Regions from separate parts of the Homo sapiens genome. Here region 1 is linked to region 2. A link is a loop called in an ENCODE intact Hi-C map of the cell type or tissue named here. Cell type or tissue: pancreas. All regions are shown on one strand. Each heading gives the region's core, and the rest is flanking DNA. Links, peaks and the distances in the headings are about the cores only. Region 1 overlaps IQCN (IQ motif containing N). Region 2 overlaps PDE4C (phosphodiesterase 4C).

Region 1 (12,636 bases), core at 2,434-10,433, 55 kb before region 2:
GTCGCTTGGCTTCTGTGTCCAGGGGGCCCCTGTTCCTTCTTCTCATCCCCCACAATCCCGTTTCTCACCCCTTCTGGTTGAGTTCCTCTAAAGAGCTGCACCGTTTGGTTGATGAAACCTCAGCCCCTGGAATGGGCCCATTCAGCTCCCAGAGCTGCTGTCTCCCGGGTTCAAGTGATTTTCCTGCCTCAGGAGTTCGAGACCAGCCTGACCCATATGGTCAAACCCCATCTCTACTAAAAATTCAAAAATTAGGCCGGGCAAGGTGGCTCACGCCTGTAACGCCAGCACTTTGGGAAGCCAAGGCGGGCAGATCACCTGTGATCAGGAGTTCAAGACCAGCCTGACCAACATGGAGAAACCCCATTTCCACTAAAAATACGAAATTAGGTGTGGTGGCGCATGCCTGTAATCCTAGCTATTTGGGAGGCTGAGGCAGGAGAATCGCTTGAACCTGGAGGCAGAGGTTGCAGTGAGCCAAGATGGCGCCATTGCACTCCAGCCTGGGCAACAAAAGTGAAATTCCGTCTCAAAGAGAATAATAATAATAATTAGGCCGGGCATGGTGACTCATGCCTGTAATCCCAGCACTTTGGGAGGCCGAGGCGGGCGGATCACTTGAGGTCAGGGGTTCGAGACCAGTCTGGCCAACATGGCGAAACCCCAACTCTACTAAAAATACAAAAGTTAGCCAAGTGTGGTGGCAAGTGCCTGTAATCCCAGCTACTCGGGAGGCTGAGACAGGAGAATCACTTTGAACCTGGGAGGCGGAGGTTGCAGTGAGCCAAGATCGTGCCACTGCACTTCAGCCTGGGCAACAGAGCAAGATTCCGTCCATCTCAAAAAAATAAAAATAATAAATATATGTGTGTCAATTATCCATGCATTGCCTCTTGTCTCCGAATGGACCCTTTCAATATGTGATAAACAAAGGAATTTCTTTCGTTATGTCTTGTTTAAAGTGAGCACAATGCTCGGCCAGGCGCGGTGGCTCACGCCTGTAATCCCAGCACTTTGGGAGGCCGAGGTGGGCGAATCACGAGGTCAGGAGATGGAGACCATCCTGGCTAGCATAGTGAAACCCCGTCTCTACTAAAAATACAAAATATTAACTGGGCGTGGTGGCAGGCGCCTGTAGTCCCAGCTACTCAGGAGGCTGAGGCAGGAGAATGGCGTGAACCCGGGAGGCAGAGCTTGCAGTGAGCCGAGATGGTGCCAGTGCACTCCAGCCTGGGAGACAGAACGAGACTCCGTCTCAAAAAAAAAAAAAAAGTGAGCACAATGCTAAGATTTCTCAATAGAGGGCGCTGGTGAGGCATTAGGGATAGAGGTGTGAAGACACCAGGTGAAGCCTGCCCGAGCCCTGGATCCAGAACGTGGTCCTGTGACTTTGCAGTCTTGACCTGGTGAAAACCTTTCTGCAGCCCTCTCAACACACACAAAAAACAGAGCCCCTAAGGCCGGGCGCGGTGGCTCATGCCTGTAATCCCAGCACTTTGGGAGGCCAAGGTGGGTGGATCACCTGTGGTCAGGAATTTGAGACCAGCCTGACCAATATGATGAAACCCCATCTGTACTAAAAATACAAAAATTTGCTAGGCGTGGTGGCAGGTGCCTGTAATCCCAGCTGCTCAGGAGGCTGAGGTAGGAGAATCGCTGGAAACCGAGAGGTAGAGGTTGCAGTGAAAGGAGATCGCGCCACTGCACTCCAGCCTGGGCGACAAGAACAAAACTCAAAAGAGAGAGAGAAAAAAAAAAAGGCCAGGCGCGGTGGCTCACGCCTGTAATCCCAGCACTTTGGGAGGCCGAGGCAGGCGAATCACCTGAGATCAGGAGTTTGAGACCAGCCTGGCCAACATGGTGAAACCCCGTCCCTCCAAAAACAAAACAAAACAAAACAAACAAAATTAGCTGGGTGTGGTGGGATTCATGCCTGTAATCCCAGCTACTCGGGAGGCTGAGGCAGGAGAATCGCTTGAACCCAGGAGGCGGAGGTTGCAGTGAGCCAAGATGCTGAGTGCCGCTGCACTCCAGCCTGGGGGACAGAGTGAGACTCTGTCTCAAAAATCATAAATAAATAAATGATAATAAACGAACAGAGCCCCCACGGTGGCCCATACACATTGAAGGCCTCCTGCCCCAGCAACACTTAGGTTTCCAGTGCACATCCAGAGCACCAACTGTTGATAACCTGTTCCCACATCTGCACCCTGGAGGGTGGGCCTTTTGCTTGTTTTGCAACTCCAGACCAGCTCTGGCTTGGCCGATCCAGCAATTATCTCCGTTAACTTGTTAGGCGGGACCATACTTTCTCCAAGGAAGTCTGAATGCTCTCCAAATTTGCCCCTTTTTTGGGGATACTCCCTCAGCCCTAAAGTACCACATAGAGTTTCCTTTTATCTTTTTTTTTTTTTTTTGAACTGAGTTTCGCTCAGTCACCCAGGCTGGTGTGCAATGGTATGATCTCAGCTCACTGCAACCTTTGCCTACTGGGTTCAAGAGATTCTCCCGCCTCAGCCTCCTAAGTAGCTGGGATTACAGGCACCTGCCATCATACCTGGCTAATTTTTGTATTTTTAGTAGAGACAGAGTTTCACCATGTTGGCCAGGCTGGTCTTGAACTCCTGACCTCACGTGAGCCACCCACCTCGGCCTCCCAAAGCACTGGGATTACAGGCGTGAGCCACTGCGCCTGGTTTTTTTTTTTTTTTTTTGAGACAGAGTCTCACTCTGTCGCCCAGGCTGGAGTGCAGTTGCGTGATCTCGGCTCACTGCAATCTCCATCTCTCGGGTTCAAGTGATTCTCCTGCTTCAGCCTCTGAAGTAGCTGGGATTACAGGTGCATGCCACTGTGCCTGGCTAAGTTTTGTATTTTTAGTAGAGACGGGGTTTCACCATGTTGGCCAGGCTGTTCTCGAACTCCTGACCTTGTGATCCACCTGCCTTGGCCTCCCGAAGTGCTGGGATGACAGGTGTGAGCCACCATGCCTGGCCTCCCAGGTTACCTTTTATCTTATACTTACTCTTTAATCACAATCTTTTTTTTTTTTTTTTTGAGACAGGGTCTCAGCCAGGCACCGTGGCTTACACTTGTCATCCCAGCTACTTGGGAGACTGAGGCACAAGAATCACTTGAACCTGGGAAGCAGAGGTTGCAGTGAGCCGAGATTGTGACGCTGCACTCCAGCCTGGGCAAAAGGGTGGGACTCTGTTTTAAAAACAAAAAAGAGATAGGGTCTCATTCTGTCGCTCAGGCTCGAGTGCAGTGGTGCCATCGTAGCTTACTGCAGTCTCAACCTCCTGGCCTCAAATGATCCTCCTGTCTCAGCCTCCCGAGTAGCTGGGACTACAGGTGCATGTCACCATGACTGGCTAATTTTTATGTTTTTAGTAGAGACGGGTTTTACCATGTTGCCCAGGCTGGTCTGGAACTCCTGGCCTCAAGTGACCCACCCACCTTGGCCTTCCAAATTGCTGGGGTTACAGACGTGAGCCACTGTGCCCGGCCTATTTTTTTTTTTTTTTTGAGACAGTTTTGCTCTTGTTGCCCCAGATGGAGTACAATGGCACGATCTCAGCTCACTGAAATCTCTGCCTCCCAGGTTCAAGATATTCTCCTGCCTCAGCCTCCTGAGTAGCTGGAATTACAGGCGTCAACCACTATGCCTGGCTAATTTCTTGTATTTTTAGTAGAGACGGGGTTTTACCATGTTGGCCAGGCTGGTCTCGAACTCCTGACCTCAGGTGATCCACCCTCCTCGGCCTCCCAGAGTGCTGGAATTACAGGCGTGAGCCACGCCTGGCCAATTTTTTTTTTTTTTTTTTTTTTTTTTTAAGAGACAGTTCTTGCTTAGTTTCCCAGGCTGGTCTCAAACTTCTGTCCTCAAGTGATCCTCCCATCTTGGCCTCCCAAAGTGCTGGGATTGCAGGCAAGAACCACTGTGCTCAGCCTGGACGCCATTTCTGATGCCTGGATATCATGCCCTTGTATGATTAATTTAAGCCTGTCTCCATTGATAATTTTGGTTTCTTCCAGTTTTTCCTCTGCTAAACAATACAGTGTTAAACATCCTTGAACATACTTCTGTATTCATTTGTAGCAGAACCTCTACCAATCACTGTTTTGGTTATTTCCAGTTGTTTTGTTTGATTTCTAGCTACAAAATAACACTGGAATAAATTTCCTCATCTTTGCACATTTTTTTTTTTTTTTAGAATTTAGCTTTTTTAGAATTTAGAAATTTTAGAATTTAGCATTTTTGCTTTTAACATTTCTTTTTGTGTTGGTCTTGAGCCAGCCCAGGGCAGTGTTGCTGCATATTGCATGGATGAAAGGCTGAAGGCTGCCTCCTCTTGCAGGCTGGCTTCTGAGATTGCACCTTCTTCTCCTGCTACTCCTCCAAATCTATGACCCTTCAAGGTAAGAAGATGGTCTATGGGCAAGGGGTCTGGCTAGTCCAACCTGAAGAGAGGGGCTTCTGCCAAACAAGTGTGCTGTGCTCCAGGCTATGCATCAGGGTGGCTTGACAGTGTCCCAGCTCTCTCTGCATCCTAGTTACTTCTGAAAGCCACAGTCACCACTTTTTCTTCCTTCTTTCCATCCTTCCATATGCCATTTACCTACCCATCCCCTAATCCACCCACCCACCCATCCACCCATCAGTCTACCTCCTGTTGGGTTATCTCTTCACCAGTCTTTCCAGCTCTCTTTAATTTCCCTCCCTCCCTTGCTTCCTTCCTTCTTTCCTTTTATTTGACACGGAGTTTCACTTCTGTTGCCCAGGCTGGAGTGTGATGGCGTGATCTTGGCTCACTGCAACCTCCTCCTCCCGGGTTCAAGCAATGCTCCTGCCTCAGCCTCCCGACTAGCTGGGACTACAGGCTCATGCCACCATACCTGGCTCTTTTTTTTTTTTTTTTTTTTGAGACAGAGTCTTGCTCTGTCACCCAGGCTGGAGTGAGGTGGCGCGATCTCGGCTTACTGCAACCTCTGCCTACCGGGTTCAAACAATTCTCCTGCCTCAGCCTCCTGAGTAGCTGGGATTACAGGCACGAGCCACCATGCCGAGCTAATTTTTGTATTTTCAGTAGAGATGGGGTTTCACCACGTTAGCCAGGCTGGTCTCAAACTCCTGACCTTGTGATCCGCTCACCTCGGCCTCCCAAAGTGCTGGGATTACAGGCATGAGCCACTGTGCCTGGCCTACTTTTCTGTATTTTTAGTAGAGACGGGTTTCACCATGTTGGCCCGGCTGGCCTCGAACTCCTGACCCCAAGCAATCTGCCCACCTTGGCCTCCCAAAGTGCTGGAATGACAGACATGAGCCACCGTGCCGGGCCAATTTGCCTTTAACACTTTATTCATCAGCTTTATTTACCTATTCATCCAAACCTTCATCTGTCTTTCCAACCCATCTACCATTCACTCATCGACTGATTCATCCATTCAGTATCTAGTCCTGTATCTATCTGTCCATCCAACTTCCAATCCACTCACCATTTATCAGTCAAGATGCCCCCCCCACCCAATACCTACCCATTCACAGCTTGGAACCAAGCTCTATGACTGAGATGGGGACACAGAAATGACTCTGTCTTCTAGGATTCACAATCAATGGGGAGAGGCAAATAATCTCCCCCACCACACTTCTCTCTCTCTCTTTTTCAAACACACACACACACACACACACACACACACACACACACACACAGAGGCAAACAGGAAATTTCCAAAACATTGTGATCAGTGCTAAACCCAGGGTACATCCAAGATAAAGTTTGAAAAGCAGGCCGGGCGCGGTGGCTCACACCTGTAATCCCAGCACTTTGGGAGGCTGAGTCAGGTGGATCACCCGAGGTCGGGAGTTCGAGACCAGCCTGGCCAACATGGTGAAACCCCGTCTTTACTAAAAATACAGAAAAGTAGCCAGCCAGGCATGGTGGCGTGCACCTGTAATCCCAGCTACTCGGGAGGCTGAGGCAGGAGAATCGCTTGAACCCAGGAGGCGGAGGTTGTGGTGAGCCAAGATCACAGCATTGCACTCCAGCCTGGGCAACAAGAGCAAAACTCTGTCTCAAAAAAAAAAAAAAAAAGAAAAGAAAAAAGAAAAGCAGGTAAGTGGTCGGGCATTCAGGTGTCATACACTGTGTGCCAAGATGAAGTGGCCGTAGGGTGATGAGAGGTGGATATAAGGATGGCAAAGACCACTTGGGAGAGGGAGGGATGGAAAAAGGGAGGCGGAAGATCGCAACGTGCCAGGAACAAGATCTGGGCCTGGGGGGCCAGTGTCCACCCCAGCCAGGAGACCTCTTGTTTGCAGGACCTGCTACACCCTGACCACCCCCTGCCGCCCCCACAGGCAGAGCTGACCTGTCCGGTAATCAAGGCAATGCAGCCGGCCGCCTAGCTACAGTTCACGAGCCAGTTGTCACCCAGTGGGCGGTGCATCCTCCAGCCCCCGCTCACCCCAGTCTCCTGGACAAAATGGAGAAAGCGCCTCCACAGCCCCAGCACGAGGGCCTCAAGTCCAAGGAGCATCTTCCGCAACAGCCTGCCGAAGGCAAGACGGCGTCCCGCCGCGTCCCACGCCTCCGGGCTGTGGTCGAGAGCCAGGCCTTCAAGAACATCCTGGTAGACGAGATGGACATGATGCACGCCCGTGCAGCCACGCTCATCCAAGCCAACTGGAGGGGCTATTGGCTCCGGCAGAAGCTGATTTCCCAGATGATGGCGGCCAAGGCCATCCAGGAGGCCTGGCGGCGCTTCAACAAGAGACACATCCTTCACTCCAGCAAGTCGTTGGTAAAGAAAACGAGGGCGGAGGAGGGGGACATACCTTATCACGCCCCACAGCAGGTGCGCTTCCAGCATCCGGAAGAGAACCGCCTTCTGTCCCCGCCCATCATGGTGAACAAGGAGACCCAGTTCCCTTCCTGTGACAATCTGGTCCTCTGCAGACCCCAGTCGTCCCCCCTCCTGCAGCCCCCAGCAGCTCAGGGTACCCCAGAGCCCTGTGTGCAGGGTCCTCATGCTGCCAGAGTCCGGGGGCTGGCCTTCCTGCCACACCAGACGGTCACCATCAGATTTCCCTGCCCAGTGAGTCTGGACGCAAAATGCCAGCCATGCCTGCTGACCAGAACCATCAGAAGCACCTGCCTCGTCCACATAGAGGGTGACTCAGTGAAGACCAAACGTGTAAGTGCCCGGACCAACAAAGCCAGGGCTCCGGAGACACCATTGTCCAGAAGGTATGACCAGGCAGTTACGAGACCATCCAGAGCCCAAACCCAGGGCCCTGTGAAAGCAGAGACCCCCAAAGCCCCCTTCCAGATATGTCCAGGGCCCATGATCACCAAGACTCTACTCCAGACATATCCAGTGGTCTCCGTGACCCTGCCACAGACATATCCAGCGTCCACGATGACCACCACCCCACCCAAGACTAGCCCAGTTCCCAAAGTAACAATAATCAAGACCCCAGCCCAGATGTATCCGGGGCCCACAGTGACCAAAACTGCACCTCACACATGCCCCATGCCCACAATGACCAAGATCCAGGTACACCCCACAGCCTCCAGAACTGGCACCCCACGGCAGACATGCCCTGCGACCATCACGGCAAAGAACCGACCTCAGGTTTCCCTTCTGGCTTCCATCATGAAGAGCCTGCCCCAGGTATGCCCGGGGCCTGCGATGGCAAAGACCCCACCCCAGATGCACCCGGTCACCACCCCAGCCAAAAACCCATTGCAAACATGTCTGTCAGCCACAATGTCCAAGACTTCATCCCAGAGGAGCCCAGTTGGGGTGACCAAGCCCTCACCCCAGACCCGCCTGCCAGCCATGATAACCAAGACCCCAGCCCAGTTACGCTCGGTGGCCACCATCCTCAAGACTCTGTGTCTGGCCTCTCCAACAGTGGCAAATGTCAAGGCTCCACCCCAAGTGGCGGTAGCAGCCGGAACTCCCAACACCTCAGGCTCCATCCATGAGAACCCACCCAAGGCCAAGGCCACCGTGAATGTGAAGCAGGCTGCAAAGGTGGTGAAAGCCTCATCCCCCTCCTATTTGGCTGAGGGGAAGATCAGGTGCCTGGCTCAACCACATCCGGGAACTGGGGTCCCCAGGGCTGCAGCTGAGCTTCCTTTGGAAGCCGAGAAAATCAAGACTGGCACCCAGAAACAGGCGAAAACAGACATGGCATTTAAGACCAGTGTGGCAGTGGAAATGGCTGGGGCTCCATCCTGGACAAAAGTTGCTGAGGAAGGGGACAAGCCACCTCACGTGTATGTGCCTGTAGACATGGCTGTCACCCTGCCCCGGGGACAGCTGGCTGCCCCACTGACCAATGCCTCATCCCAGAGACATCCACCCTGCCTGTCCCAGAGACCACTGGCCGCCCCGCTGACCAAGGCCTCATCTCAGGGACATCTGCCCACTGAGCTGACCAAGACCCCATCCCTGGCCCATCTGGACACCTGTCTGAGCAAGATGCATTCCCAGACACATCTGGCCACAGGTGCCGTGAAGGTCCAGTCCCAAGCGCCTCTAGCCACCTGTCTGACCAAGACGCAGTCCCGGGGGCAGCCGATCACAGACATAACCACGTGCCTCATCCCAGCGCACCAGGCTGCTGATCTCAGCAGCAACACCCACTCCCAGGTGCTCCTAACAGGGTCCAAGGTGTCCAACCACGCCTGCCAGCGCCTCGGTGGCCTCAGCGCCCCACCCTGGGCCAAGCCAGAGGACAGACAGACCCAGCCACAGCCCCACGGACACGTGCCGGGGAAGACCACTCAGGGGGGACCATGCCCGGCAGCCTGTGAGGTCCAGGGTATGCTGGTGCCGCCGATGGCACCCACCGGCCATTCCACATGCAACGTTGAGTCCTGGGGAGACAACGGAGCCACACGTGCCCAGCCATCAATGCCCGGCCAGGCGGTGCCCTGCCAGGAGGACACGGTAGGCTCCCTGCTGGCCTCCTTGTGTGCTGAAGTAGCTGGTGTGCTGGCATCCCAGGAGGATCTCCGCACTCTGTTGGCCAAAGCCCTCTCCCAGGGAGAAGTCTGGGCAGCTCTGAACCAGGCCCTGTCCAAGGAGGTCCTGGGTGCCACTGTCACCAAAGCCCTGCCCCAGAGCATGCTGAGCATGGCGCTGGTGAAGGCGCTGTCCTGGAGTGAGCTGCGCCTGACCCTGTCCCGAGCCCTGTCCCGGGGCGAGCTGCGGGCGGAACTCACCAAGGTCATGCAGGGTAAATTGGCCGAGGTGCTTAGCAAGGCTTTGACGGAGGAGGAGTGGGTGGCTCTGAGCCAGGCCCTGTGTCAGGGTGAGCTGGGTGCTCTCCTGAGCCAGTCTTGGTGTCGGGTGGCCCTGAGGACTGGAACCATCCTCCCCAAGGCCGCCTCGAAATCAACAGGAAGCGGGGTGACTAAGACGCCGGCCCTGGTGAAGGTGGCCTGCAGGAGGAGTCCATCGGCCGCATGGGGGCCCTCCCTGGGCCCCGTGAGACCACAGACCAGCAAGGTCAGGGATTCCCAGGTTGGGATCTGGGGTTGTTTCACCATGGGCCAACCTGCCGGGCCCTTGGAGGAGATGGGGGATTGATGGGGCCATCTTGTGGGGGTCACCCTGCTTATCTGTGGTCACTGTGGGAGCCTCGGTGATGGGTAGCGTCATCACCAGCATTCACCAGGGTCCCCTGATCACTGGCCTGTATCCCATGCTGTCCCGGGAGATGATGGAGTCCAGCAGGGACTTCTCCTCAAACCTGGATTTGAGCCCCAAGTTCCAAAAGGAAGAAGCATGCCCGACCCTGGAGCCTGGCACATTGGCATCAGATTTTAACCCCGAGGGGAGTGGGGAGGGCCCCAGTTTGCTCAAGCTGTCCCACATGCAGCCACCCCCGAGTCTGTGGCAGCCTCTCATTGCCAACTGTGTGGGCCCAAGCATGAACCAGCCCTCTGTGATCTATGGCACAGCCCCGAGCTGCCACAGGCCACATGTGGTCAGCAGGGTGGCCTCTTATCTATCGACCAGGGAGGGCAGGGTGGCCTCGGGTAGGCTTCCTTGCAGCGTGGGTGGTGGGAGGGCTGCCCATGTTCACCAGCCTTACCTCACCTGTGGGGGCCTGCCTTGGTGTCAGTCCTCAGGGGTACATCGTGGTCTCTACCAACCCTTAGTGGCCAGAGGCCAGCAGCAGGCATCCAGGGCTTCCAGGGAGAGCCTGGGGAGGAGGTATCAGCCCCCAAATCGCAAACAGGCCCCCCCGGGTACTAGGGAGGTGATAGACAAGGGGGCCCCAAGTCCCTTGCAGGTCACCATGGTGACCAAAACTCAGGCATCCAAGACTCATGGTCTGTTTCAAGCTTCCCCCGGCAGTGCATTGGCTCAAGTTCGTCCCAAGACATCTGTCTGTGGACAGGGGAGGAATCGAACACAGGGTTCTGTGTCTGCCCTGCTCTGCCCCCAGAAGCTAGCAACAGACCACCAGCCATCCATCCTCGGTGAGCCAGTAGGTGGTTTGCCACAGGATCGAGACGGTGACCTGGCCAGGAGCTTCTCCCAGGGCTTTGTGACCTACAGTCAGGAGAACAATTCCGAAAGCTCTCTGCAAAGTTCTAGTTCCCTCAGCCTTTCCACTATGTCTGTGGCCAGCCTGCCTGCCGTCAACAAGATAGATGAGTCACGGGAAAGCAGTTTAGAAGGGGACCTTGCGGTGAAGTCTGTTTTTCCTCCGGAGTCCATGGGGACACTCCAGAGGTTTAAGGATACGCAAGAGACTGAAACCGGCTATAGGTACATGACCCTACACTTCCCCTACCGGCCCACTCCAGCCTCGGAGAAAGTGCCCAGTTTCCAACACAGCTCAGTGTCTAACTGCTTGACCTTGCGTGTTCACTGGGGCTCAGAGGCTGAGATCCACAAGTTCTCCTTAGGCAAGAGCTCTGTGAATCTGATTGAGGTGTCCCAGGCAACCGTCAAGACAGAGCTGAGGAGGACTCTGTCTTTAGGTACTGTGGTCTCCACTGCATATAAGCCACCATCTGTGGCCAAGAGCTTGGCCCCAATTGTGTCCCAGGCTACACTGGCCAGTAGGGTAGCCCCAAACCTAGGCCAGGCATCAGGGTTCAGTAGGCTGGCCCCAAGCCTATCCCAGCATATAGCATCCAGTAAGGTATCCCCAAGGCTAACCTGCCCATCTATGGGTAATTGGGTGACCCCAAGGCTACCACACTCCTCTGTGCCTAATAGAGTGACACCAAGACCAGCACAGCCATCTGTGGTGACTAGGAGGTCCCCAAGCCGAGGACACCCATCAAGGACCTTTAGAGTGGCCTCAGACCAAGGTCACCAATCAATGGCTAACTGGGGGTCCCAAAACCTAGCCCAGCCATCTATGGACAGTGGGGAGCCCTCAAGCCTAGCCCAGCCATCTCAAGCCCCTGGGGTAACCTCAAATCTGGCCCAGCCATCTCAAGCCTTTGGGGTGTCTCCAAGTCCAGACTACCCATCTCAGTCTGTTGGGGAGTACCCAATGCTGGCTCAGCCATTTCAGCCCACTGAGGTGTCCCCAAGTCCAACCTACCCATCTCAGGCCATTAGGGAGTACCCAACCCTGGCACAGCCATTTCAGCCCACTGAGGTATCTCCAAGCCCAGCCCACCCATATCAGCTCACTGAGGTGTCCCCAAGTGCAGCCTACTCATATCAGCCCACTGAGGTGTCCCCAAACCCAGGCTACCTATCTATGGCCATTGAGATGTCCCCAAGCCCAGAATACCCATCTGTGGCCACTGAGGTGTCCCCAAGCCCAACCTACCCATATCAGCCCACTGAGATATCCCCAAGCTCAGGCTACCTATCTGTGGCCACTGAGGTGTCCCCAAGCCCAGGCTACCCATCTCAGCTCACTGAGGTGTCCCCAAGCTCAGGCTACCTATCTGTGGCCACTGAAGTGTCCCCAAGCCCAGACTACTCATCTCAGCCTACTGAGATGTCCCCAAGCTCAGGCTACCTATCTATGGCCACTGAGGTGTCCCCAAGCCCAGGCTACCCATTTCAGCCCACTGAGGTGTCCCCAAGCCCAGACTATCCATGTGTGGCCACTGGGGAGTCCCCTAGCCTTGCCCAGCCATCTCAGCCCACTGAGGTGTCCCCAAGCTCAGCCTACCCATCTGTGGTCACTGGGGAGTCTCCAAGCCTGGCCCAGTCATATCAGCGCACTGAGGTGTTCCCAAGCCCAGCCTACCCATTTATGGCCACTGAGGTGTCCCCAAGCCCAGGCGACCCATCTGTGGTCACTGGGGAGTCCCCAAGCCCAGCCTACCCATCTCAGCCCACTGAGATGTCCCCAAGCCCAGCCTACCCATCTCAGCCCACTGGGGAGTCTCCAAGCCTGACCCAGCCATCTCTGACCATCAGAGTGTCCCCAAGCCTAGCCATGTCATCTCAGACTATTGGAGTGTCCCCAAGCCTAGCCATGCCATCTCAGACCATTGGAGTGTCCCCAAGCCTAGCCATGCCATTTCACACCATTGGAGTGTCCCCAACCCTAGCTCACCCATCTATGGCCATTCGGGAGTCTCCAAGCCTGGCCCAGCCTCCTCAGTCCACTGGGGAATCCCCAAGCTTGACCT
Region 2 (11,109 bases), core at 1-8,000:
GAGAACTGCGATATCTTCCAGAACCTCAGCGCCAAGCAGCGACTGAGTCTGCGCAGGATGGTCATTGACATGGTGAGGCCAGGGCAGTAAGCGGGGCGGGAGGGGCAGAGGGGAGCGGGGCATCCTTCTCATCTGCAGACAGCAGGGTGGGGTGATATTGGCATGGCCGGCGGTTCATCCAGACCCAGGCATGTCCTCACTCTGTCTGAGCTTCCTCATCTGTGAAATGGAACAGTGGGGCCAGGGGCGGTGGCTCATGCCTGTAATCCTAACACTTTGGGAAGCAGAGGCGGGCGAATCACCTGAGGTCAGGAGTTCGAGACCAGCCTGACCAACATGGTGAAACCTCGTCTCTACTAAAAATACAAAAATTAGCTGGGTGTGGTGGTGTGCACCTGTCATCCCAGCTACTTGGGAGACTGAGGCAGGAGAATTGCTAGAACCCAGGAGGCGGAGGCTGTAGTGAGCTAGTGAGCTAGTGAGCTGAGATCGCACCACTGCACTCCAGTCTCAGCAACAGAGTGAGACTCCATCTCAAAAAAAAAAAAAAAGGGGCTAGTGACTGCCCAAACCCCAGGCCCTCTGCTGGGCCCAGCAGATCCTGGCTGTACCCAGGCAATGTGGAAACCGTTTCTGGGGTGTCAGGTGCAACTTTTGCTAAGCCTTAAATTAAGCACATCTGGGCCAGGCGTGGTGGCTCACGCCTGTAATCCCAGCACTTTGGGAGGCTGAGGCGGGTGGATCACTTGAGGTCAAGAGTTCGAGACCAGCTTGATCAACATGGTGAAACCCCTGTTTTTACTAAAAATACAAAAATTAGCCGGGCCTGGTGGCGGGCACCTGTGATCCCAGATACTTGGGAGGCTGAGGCAGGAGAATCGCTTGAACCCGGGAGGTGGAGGTGGCAGTGAGCGGAGATTGCACCACGGCACTCTAGCCTCAGCAACAGAGTGAGACTCTGTCTCAAAAAAAAAAAAAAAAGAAAAGAAAAAAATTAAGCAGCCAGGCACGGTGGCTCAGGCCTGTAGTCCCAACAGTTTGGGAGGCCGAGGCAGGCGGATCATGAGGTCAAGAGATCAAGACCATCCTGGCCAACATGGTGAAACCCTGTCTCTACTAAAAATACAAAAATTAGCTGGGTGTGGTGGCATGCACCTGTAGTCTCAGCTACTCGGGAGGCTGAGTCAGGAGAATCATTTGAACCCGGGAGGCGGAGATTGCAGTGAGCGGAGATCGCACACTGCATTCCAGCCTGGCAACAGAGCAAGACTCTGTCTCAAAAAAAAAAATTATACACATCTATCCATTTGAATTTTTTTTTTTTTTAGGTAGGGGCACATCAGTAAGTTTTGGGGTCTCATGCCTCATTCATTCACTTAACAAGCATTTATTGAGCACCTATTGTGTGCTTGATCTGTGCAAAGACAGTTCCGGCCGTTATGAAATTCTAACCCTTGACTAGGGACCTGCAGGCAGAGCTGTGAGGAGGAAGGTTCAAGGTGCTTTCGGAGCCCAGACCAGCCAAAGAGGTCAGAAAGGGCTTCTTGGAGAGGGAACATTGAAGCCAGGGTGTGCAGAATGAGGAAGGCTGTGTTCTCAGCAGAGGGAACCCCACGTGAGGAGGGCTTAGAGAAAGCCAAGGCTTGGAGTGAGAAAGAACTAAACGTTTGGTGAGGTGGAGTTGGGGTCTTGAGTGGTGGGTACCCACAGGGTGGGGAGACAGCATTTGGGACAGATGAGAGATTTGAGGAGAAGTTTTGAGACTTTTGTCTGACTCTCAGAGAAGCCGGTGAACCACATCTGAGTCACTCCTGGCTGGGCTGAGTCCACATGGGTGGGTTAAGTTTTTTTTTTTTTTTTTTTTGAAATGGAGTCTTGCTCTGTCACTCAGGCTGGAGTGCAATGGTGTGATCCTGGCTCACTGCAACCTCCACCTCCTGGGTTCAAGTGATTCTCCTGCCTCAGCCTCTGAGTAGCTGGGATTACAGGTGCCTGCCACCACACCCGGCTAATTTTTTGTATTTTTAGTGGAGACGGGGTTTCACCATGTTGGCCATGCTGGTCTTGAACTTCTGACCTCTGGTAATCCACCCACCTCTGCCTCCCAAAGTGTTGGGATTACAGGTGTGAGCCACGGCGCCCGGCTGGGTTAATCTGGTTTTTAAACATCTGTGCCTAGAAATAGCCCTCCAGGGCACATGGTGGCTACATGGAAGTTTGAGGGGTATGAAGTCACATCCCTCCCCACAGTGAGCTGCAAACTCCCCTGTGGCTCCCATAGCCTCTGGACAATCTACCCCAGCTGCCAGAGGCCCTCAGTCTCTTCAATCTCACCTCCCTTTCTCTTGAGCTCACTTCTTCCAGCCACAGCCACCTCTTTTAGTTCCCTCCCATGTACCCAACTCTTCCAGCCCCTTTGCACAGAACTCATCCTCCCCACTGTCCTCAGGCACAAGTCACCCTAGCCCCTAACCAGCCCTGTGGGGTCACAGTTGGGGTTGGAGGAGGCCAGAAGGGTCAACAGAGGCATCCTAGAGGATGGGTTATTTTTTTTTTTTTTTTGAGACGGAGTCTTGCTCTGTCGCCCAGATCTGTTGCAGGATCTCGGCTCCCTGCAAGCTCCGCCTCTTGGGTTCATGCCATTCTCCTGCCTCAGCCTTCCGAGTAGCTGGGACTACCGGTGCCCACCACCATGCCAGGCTAACTTTTTGTATTTTTAGTAGAGACGGGGTTTCACCATGTTAGCCAGGATGGTCTCGATCTCCTGACCTCGTGATCCACCTGCCTCGGCCTCCCAAAGTGCTGGGATTACAGGCGTGAGCCACGGCGCCCAGCCTGAGGGTGGGTTATTTGAAAAGGGCTTTGAAGGATGAGTAGGAGTTGGGAAGCGGCATTCCAGGCAGAGGGAACAACGTGGCTAAAGATCTGGAGGCTGGATTGGTTCTAGGGTTTGCTGTGACTCAACGAATGCCTTCCGCCCCACCCACCCCACAGGTGGGTTTCATTGACTACAATGCCCACCCACTGTGGGAGACTCTGTCTGACAAGTCCCAGGCGCACAGATTTGATCACCTCCCCACTACACCCTGTCACACATGTGGAATTCATGGCCAACCCAGATGACCTCCCAAAAGGGGCCCCTGACTGAGCCCCTCTTTTGAGCAGAGTTTGCAGTGAATGCAGTTGCATCCTTCCATTTCACAGATGAGTATGCTGAGGCCCAGAGGGCTGAGTCTGAGCCAGAGTGGCATCTGGGAGTTGGGAGTGAGGGTTGGGGTGGGCAGGGTCCTCGCGCCTGTCACCTTCCCTTGCCTGCCCCCAGGTGCTGGCCACAGACATGTCCAAACACATGAACCTCCTGGCCGACCTCAAGACCATGGTGGAGACCAAGAAGGTGACAAGCCTCGGTGTCCTCCTCCTGGACAACTATTCCGACCGAATCCAGGTGTGTAGCTGGATGGGCACTGGGGCTTCCTTTTTAAATTTTGGTTTTACTTTATTTATTTATTTATGTATTTATTTATTTATTGAGACGGAGTCTCACTCTGTCGCCCAGGCTGGAGTGCAGTGGCGCCATCTTGGCTCAGTGCAAGCTCTGCCTCCCAGGTTCACGCCATTCTCCTGCCTCAGCCTCCCGAGTAGCTGGGATTACAGGTGCCCGGCACCGCGCCCAGCTAATTTTTTTTGTATTTTTAGTAGAGACGGGGTTTCACCATGGTCTCAATCTCCATGAGATTGAGATCCGCCCACCTCGGCCTCCCAAAGTGCTGGGATTACAGGCGTGAGCCACCGCGCCCGGCCGGTTTTACTTTAAAAACAACTTTAGCAGCCGGGCGCAGTGGCTCACGCCTATAATCCCAGCACTTTGGGAGGCCGAGGCAGGCAGATCATGAGGTCAGGAGTTCAAGACCAGTCTGGCCAAGATGGTGAAACCCCATCTCTACTAAAAATACAAAAATTAGCTGGGTGTGGTGGCGGGCGCCTGTAATCTCAGCTACTCGGGAGGCTGAGGCAGAGAATTGCTTGAACCTGGGAGGTAGAGGTTGCAGTGAGCCGAAATCACCCCACTGCACTCCAGCCTGGGTGACAAAGCAAGACTCCATCTCAAAAAAACAAGCCAAAACAAACAAACAAAAACAATTTTAGCCAGGTTTCTTACACATTTAGAGTGAAGGCTGGGCGCAGTGGCTCATGCCTGTAATCCCAGCACTTTGGGAGGCCAAGGTGTGAGGATTGCTTGAGGCCAGGAGTTAGAGGCTGCAGTGAGCTGTGATTGCACCATTGCACTCCAGCCTGGGCAACTGAGTGAGACCCTGTCTCTTAAAAAAAAAAAAAAAAAGCTGGGCTCAGTGGCTCACACCTGTAATCCCAGCACTTTGAGAGGCTGAGATGGGTGGATCGCTTGAGCTCAGGAGTTTGAGACCAGCCTGGGCAACACCCCGTCTCTACAAAAATACAAAAATTAGCCAGGCATGGTGGCGCATGCCTATAGTTCCAGTTACTCGGGAGGCTGGGCTGGGAGGATCATTTGAGCCTGGGAGGCAGAGGTTGCAGTGAGCCAAGATCTTGCCACTGCACTCCAGCCAGGGTCACAGCGTGAGACCCTAACTCATTAAAAAAAAAAAAATCGGAGAGGGCCTCCATTTTTGCAATTCTCATTTAGCTTCATTTATGAAGTGCCGACTGGATGCCAAACTTGAAGAAATGGCAAGAGTCACATGCCTGTGCCTTAACCATTTCTTCAGGTCTCAGGCCTCAGTTTCCCCACCTGTAAGATGAATGTGTCCATGGCACCAAGCCTGTCTGTGGAGGTGCCAGGTCTAGGTGTGGCTGGGCCCCGCCAGTGCCCTCCCAAGCCTCGATCTCTGTAGGTCTTGCAGAACCTGGTGCACTGTGCTGATCTGAGCAACCCCACCAAGCCGCTGCCCCTGTACCGCCAGTGGACGGACCGCATCATGGCCGAGTTCTTCCAGCAGGGAGACCGCGAGCGTGAGTCGGGCCTGGACATCAGTCCCATGTGTGACAAGCATACGGCCTCAGTGGAGAAGTCCCAGGTTGGCAGGGGACTGGGCTGAACCGGTAGACACTGGGAGGAAGTAAAAGGAGGGGCTGAGCCAACCCCACGAGCCCTGGTTTGGCCCTGGCTGGCTAGCCAGGGAGTGTGCCTGAAGGGTGCTGTCTGGGCCGAGTTAGACCTGGGATCCATTCTCTCTGGGCTTCAGGGAGAGGGACATGCACTTCTGGGGTTTGGAAACATCTGTTCTAGGTGACATGCGGGACCCTGGAGGGGCTTCCAGTCTGGGGGACACGTACATTCAGCCCTGTGGGGTTAGGGTTGGGGTTGGAGGAGGCCAGAAGGGTTAAGGGAGGCATTCTAGAGAATGAGTTATTTGAAAAGGGTTTTGAAGGATGAGCAGTTGTTGGGAAGCGGCATTCCAGGCAGAGGGAACAACTTGGCTAAAGATCTGGAGGCTGGATTGAGTCTAGGGTTCACTGTAACTCACCAAATGCCGACATGCCCCACCCCCCGCCACAGGTGGGTTTCATTGACTACATTGCTCACCCACTGTGGGAGACTTGGGCTGACCTGGTCCACCCAGATGCACAGGACCTGCTGGACACGCTGGAGGACAATCGAGAGTGGTACCAGAGCAAGATCCCCCGAAGTCCCTCAGACCTCACCAACCCCGAGCGGGACGGGCCTGACAGATTCCAGTTTGAACTGACTCTGGAGGAGGCAGAGGAAGAGGATGAGGAGGAAGAAGAGGAGGGGGAAGAGACAGCTTTAGCCAAAGAGGCCTTGGAGTTGCCTGACACTGAACTCCTGTCCCCTGAAGCCGGCCCAGACCCTGGGGACTTACCCCTCGACAACCAGAGGACTTAGGGCCAGCCCTGCGTGAACTGCAGGGGCAATGGATGGTAAAGCCCTTTGGCTCTTGGCAGGCAGACTTTCCAGGAAGAGGCTCCATGTGGCTCCTGCTTCACTTTCCCACCCATTTAGGGAGACAATCAAGCTCTTAGTTATAGGTGGCTCCCAGGGTCTAATTGGAGGCACCTGGCTGGGGTCCACTCTGACCCTAGACTTGCCTAAAAGAGCTCTCTAAGGGGCAGCCTCTTACGATGCCCTGGTGTCTTTCTCCTGGGCTTCTATCCCTGTGAGGAGAGGTGCTGTCTGCTGGAGCCTCTAGTCCACCCTCTCCAGTGGTCACTCTTGAGTCACATCTGTCACTTAATTATTTCCTTCTTTATCAAATATTTATTGCTCATCTACTTCGTGCCAGCTTTCTGCCTCTGTAGTAGCCCTGCACAAAGGGTGGGGAGTCAGGAGACCATCCCAAAGGCATCTCCCTGTCTTCCTCTACCAAGCGGCTCTCTGCAAGAGCATGGAAATGTGAGTGGGGAAAATTTTCAGCACCAAAGCTTCACTCATACCCAGTTTTGTTTCTGAAACTACGGTAGGGGGCAGGAAGAGGAGCAGAAAAGAAGGGCTGGGCAAGGCATAGTGGCTTATGCCTGTAATCCCGGTACTTTGGGAGGCTGAGGTGGGAGGACTGCTTAAGCTCAGGAGTTTGAGACCAGCCTGGGCAACATAGCAAGACCCCCACCATCTCTGAAAAAAAAAATTAGCCAGGCATGGTGGTGTGCACCTGAGAATCCCAGCTACTCAGAAGGTTGAGACAAAGGGGATCGCTTGAGCCCAGGAGTTGGAGGCTGAAGAGAGCTATGACTGCATCACTGCACTCCAGCCTGGGCAACACAGCAAGATCCTGTCTAAAAATAAAAAGAAAAGAGAAGGAAAGGAAAGAGACGGGGCTCTGAGGCCGAGCACAGTGGCCCATGCCTATAATCCCAGCACTTTGGGAGGCTGAGGCAGGTGGATCACCTGAGGTTAGGAGTTCGAGACCAGCCTGGCCAACATGGTGAAACCCCATCTCTACTAAAAATACAAAAATTGGCTGGGCATGGTGGCGGGTGCCTGTAATCCCAGCTACTGGGGAGGCTGAGGCAGGAGAATCACTTGAATTCAGGAGGTGGAGGTTGCAGTGAGCCGACATCATGCCACTGCACTCCAGCCTGGGCGACAGAGCAAGACACTGTCTCAAAAAAGAAAAGAAAAAAAAAAAAGCCGGGCCAGGTGGCTCACGCCTGTAATCCTAGCACTTTGGGAGGCTGAGTGGGGGTGGATCGCCTGAGATCAGGAGTTCAAAATCAGCCTGGCCAACATAGTGAAACCCTGTCTCTACTAAAAATACAAAAAATTAGAGGCTGGGTGCGGCGGCTCACACCTGTAATCCCAGAACTTTGGGAGGCCGAGGCGGGTGGATCACGAGGTCAGGAGTTCAAGACCAGCCTGGCCAACACGGTGAAACCCCATCTCTACTAAAAATACACAAATTAGCTGGGCATGGTGTTGGGTGCCTGAATCCCAGCTACTCGGGAGGCTGAGGCAGGAGAATCGCTTGAATCCGGGAGGCGGGGCTTGCAGTGAGCCGAGATCGTGCCATTGCACTCCAGCCTGGGTGACAGAGCAAGACTCCGTCTCAAAAAGAAAAAAAAAAAATTAGCCAGGCATGGTGGCAGGTGCCTGTAATCCCAGCTACTTGAGAGGCTGAGGCAGGAGAATCGCTTGAACCCGGGAGGTGGAGGTTGTGGTGAGCCGAGGTCGCGCCACTGCACTCCAGCCTGGGCAACGACAACAACAATAAAAAGAGGGGGCTCTGTGCCCGGCATGTCTCTGAAGACTGATTGAACCTATGCACCAGTTGTTGCTTTAAGTCGCTTTATTTTCTGTCTTTGGTGTCTCTGGATGTAGGAGCCCCCTGCTTTCTCTGTCCGCAGAACTCCATACTGGGTCCCCTACGTGTTCCTCCTTCCCTAGGACAGCAACAAAAACACACAATTTTCCCTCTCTAGCAGGTCTCTAAGTCTCCTGATTCCTGAAACTGCCTCAGACTCCCCCTAGAGGGAGGGAGGCCCCTGAGGCTTTCTTGCCATCATAGCCTCTTCTGGGCCTCAGTTTCCCCTCTGTAACCTGATCCTAGTACTTGGATAAACTCCGACGAGGTGTGGGGGGTTGTTGTCTGTGACCTCCCTGAAATATCTTAGACATTTGGGGTACTGAGCATTTATCTGGGGTTAAATAAAATCTTTACATCTTAAGACATTCGATTGACCAAATTGAGTGTCCTGGCCATTTCACTGATGAGGAAACTGAGGCGCAGAGAGGTCCTCTTGCCAGCTCAAAGTCAAGCATCTGGGCGCCCAATGTTAGCCAGCGGCACCCCCTGGTGGCGGGCGTGGGAGACACGGCGGGGCGCGCTTGTCGGGGGTTGGGGGGTGGGTCGGAGGGGTGGCATCCTCCAGCCCTGATGGTCCCACTTACCGCACCTCGCCGGGAAGAGCTCGTCCTGCTGGTCGGGCCTCCGAGCGGACTGGGCAGCACCATGCTCAAGCCTAGGGTTCGATCCCCGCCTCCGGAAGCCTCAGTATCCATCCCTCCCCTCTGCCTCCCTCTTCGCGTGCCTGAATATTTATACAAGATACAGGCGTCATCACAGCCGCCCTCGGCTTCCAGAGCAGCTGGCTTCGTTCATAAATATTATAACCACTCAGAATTCATCATCATCACAGTTAATGATAAAATTCCACAGTGCCAGAACTAAAAGTCATCCGGGTTCACGAACTTGGTGCATTTCCTTCCAGACTTTTAAAAAGAAGATATTTAGGGAATTTTTTTTTCAAGATTTTTCCCCCCAGTCCGCTTACAAAGTAATACCATGTTCGCTGTAAAAAATTTGGAAATAATGGAAATGTATAAAGAAGGAAATAAAATTCTGCTGTATCTCCACCCATGGATTATCTGCAGTATTTTGACTTATTTCCCTCTAGTTTTTCTCCATCTGTTATAAGATATTCATATTTTTGGCTGGGCGCGGTGGCTCACGCCTGTAATCCCAGCACTTTGGGAGGCCGAGGCGGGCGGATCACGAGGTCAGGAGATCGAGACCGTCCTGGCTAACAGTGAAACCCCGTCTCTACTAAAAATACAAAAAATTAGCCGGGCGTGGTTGCAGGCGCCTGTAGTCCCAGCTACTCGGGAGGCTGAGGCAGGAGAATGGCCTGAACCCGGGAGGCGGAGCTTGCAGTGAGCCAAGATCGAGCCACTGCACTCTAGCCTGGGTGACAGAGCGAGACTGTCTCAAAAAAAAAAAAAAAATTCATATTTTTTTCTTTCTTTTCTTTTCTTTCTTTCTCTGTCTTTCTTTTCTTTCCTTTTCCCTTTCTCTTTCTTTCTTTCTTTGCGTCTCGCCTTGTCGCCCAGGCGGGAGTGCAATGGTGTGATCTTGGCTAACTGCAACCTCCGCCTCCTGGGTTCAAACGATTCTCCTGCCTCAGTCTCCTGAGTAGCTGGGATTACAGGTGCCCACCACCATGCCCAGCTAATTTTTGTATTTTTAGTAGAGACTGGGTTTTCACCATGTTGGCCAGGCTGGTCTTGAACTCCTGACCTCATGATCCGCCTGCCTCGGCCTCCCAAAGTGCTGGGATTACAGGCATGAGCCACTGCACCCAGCCCTAGAATATTCATATTTCTTATAAATGAATATTCATATGTTCTCCTTCAGTTTGAGCCAAAGGCATTTGTCCCTCTCCTCTTACTGACTGCATCTGCTCTGGCCACACTGCAAGCCTGGTCCCACCACAGGGCCTTCAAACAAGCTGTTCCCACTACCTGGAATGCTTCTCTCTCAGCCCCCAGCCTCACCCATTAGATTTTTGTTTTTATTTTTGTTTTAGACAAAGTTTCGCTCTTGTTGCCCAGGCTGGAGGACAATGGCGTGATCTTGGCTCACTGCAACCTCTGCCTCCCGGGTTCAAGCGATTCTCCTGCCTCAGCCTCCCAAGTAGCAGGGATTACAGGCGACCGCCACCATGCCCGGCTAATATTTAGTAGAAATGGGGTTTCACCATGTTGACCACGCTGGTCTTGAACTTCTGACCTCAGGTGATCCACCCACCTCGGCCTCCCAAAGTGCTGGGATTACAGGCATGAGCCACCACACCTGGCCCCCACACTGGGTTTTAAGTTAGTGTCTTCTTCCCCGAGAAGTCGTCCCTGGACCCGTATCTGGGATACTTTTTTTTTTTTTTCTTGAGACAGAGTCTCCCTCTAGCACCTAGGCTGGCGTGCAGTGGTGCCGGTGATCTCAGCTCACTGCAACCTCCGCCTCCCTGGTTCATGCGATTCTCATGCCTGGGCCTCCTGAGCAGCCTCCTGGGACAGGCACCACCACACCGGGCTAATTTTTGTATTTTTAGCAGAGATGGGGTTTCACCATGTTGGCCAGGCTGGTCTCGAACTCCTGACCTCAAGGTCAAGGAGTGATCCTCCTGACTCGGCCTCCCAAAGTGCTGGTATTACAGGCATAAACCACCGCACCTGGCCACATTTTTATTTTTATTTGTCTAGTGTAGACGATAGGGTAGGGATGCAGGGAAGCCTCTGGACTTTCCTCTGAGTGGGACCGGCCTGGAAGCCTAGCCCGTTCTCCCACCAGCTCTGTCTCCCCTGACACAAAGAAAATACCCCAATCCCGCAGCCCCTCCCCCAGCTCAACCATTTCTAATTCCAGAGCCCAATGCTGCTCTGGACAATCAAGGGCTTGCATTCTTTTTAAATTTAAATTAAGTAATTAATTTTTTGAGACAGCGTCTCACTCTGTCGTCCAGGCTGGAGTGTAGTGGCGCGATACGGTTTCCTACAGCCTCGACCTCCTGAGCTCAAGTGATCCTCCTACTTCAGCCTCGGGAGTATTTGGGTCCACAAGCACGCGACACCACATCCAGCTAATTTTTAAATTTTTTGTAGAGATGGGGCCTCCCTATGTTACTCAGGCTGGTTTCCAATTCCTGGGCTCAAGCGATCCTCCCGCCTTGGTCTCCCAAAGTGGTGGGATTACAGGCGTAAGCCTCCGCACCCGGCTATTTTTACTTTAAAATACTAAGTCAGTGACGGAAGCTTCCGCACATTCTCGTGGCTCACTTTTCTCTTCCTGGGGAAAAAAGGCAGGAGGTATTTCCGAGAGAGCCACCCATGTAGGAAGCGTG

The links. A loop is a pair of places that touch in the nucleus more often than their neighbours do. Peaks named below come from ENCODE experiments on the same cell type or tissue, not always from the same donor. Only the 100,000 strongest peaks of a DNase experiment are listed, where the experiment ranks them.
Region 1: a loop joins it to region 2, with 2.1 times the contacts of the local background. A loop is called at or near these places in 92 of 110 quality-filtered maps.

The regions. Positions count from the first base shown.
Region 1 is chr19:18,261,250-18,273,885 of GRCh38, reverse strand. IQCN (IQ motif containing N) reads left to right here. Exons shown (of 4, transcript NM_001145304.2): 2 at 4,299-4,420; 3 at 6,360-9,523. The coding sequence starts at 4,408. Among named protein-coding and RNA genes, the nearest start is that of IQCN, 6.9 kb to the left of the region's middle. In pancreas, for the core only: no CTCF peak of the experiment used is centred there; DNase peaks (open chromatin) are centred at 6,398, 7,138, 8,651, 8,857 and 3 weaker places.
Region 2 is chr19:18,205,704-18,216,812 of GRCh38, reverse strand. PDE4C (phosphodiesterase 4C) reads left to right here. Exons shown (of 15, transcript NM_001098818.4): 12 at 1-72; 13 at 3,323-3,445; 14 at 4,872-5,054; 15 at 5,537-8,848. The coding sequence ends at 5,884. Among named protein-coding and RNA genes, the nearest start is that of RAB3A, 7.2 kb to the right of the region's middle. In pancreas, for the core only: no CTCF peak of the experiment used is centred there; a DNase peak (open chromatin) is centred at 4,971.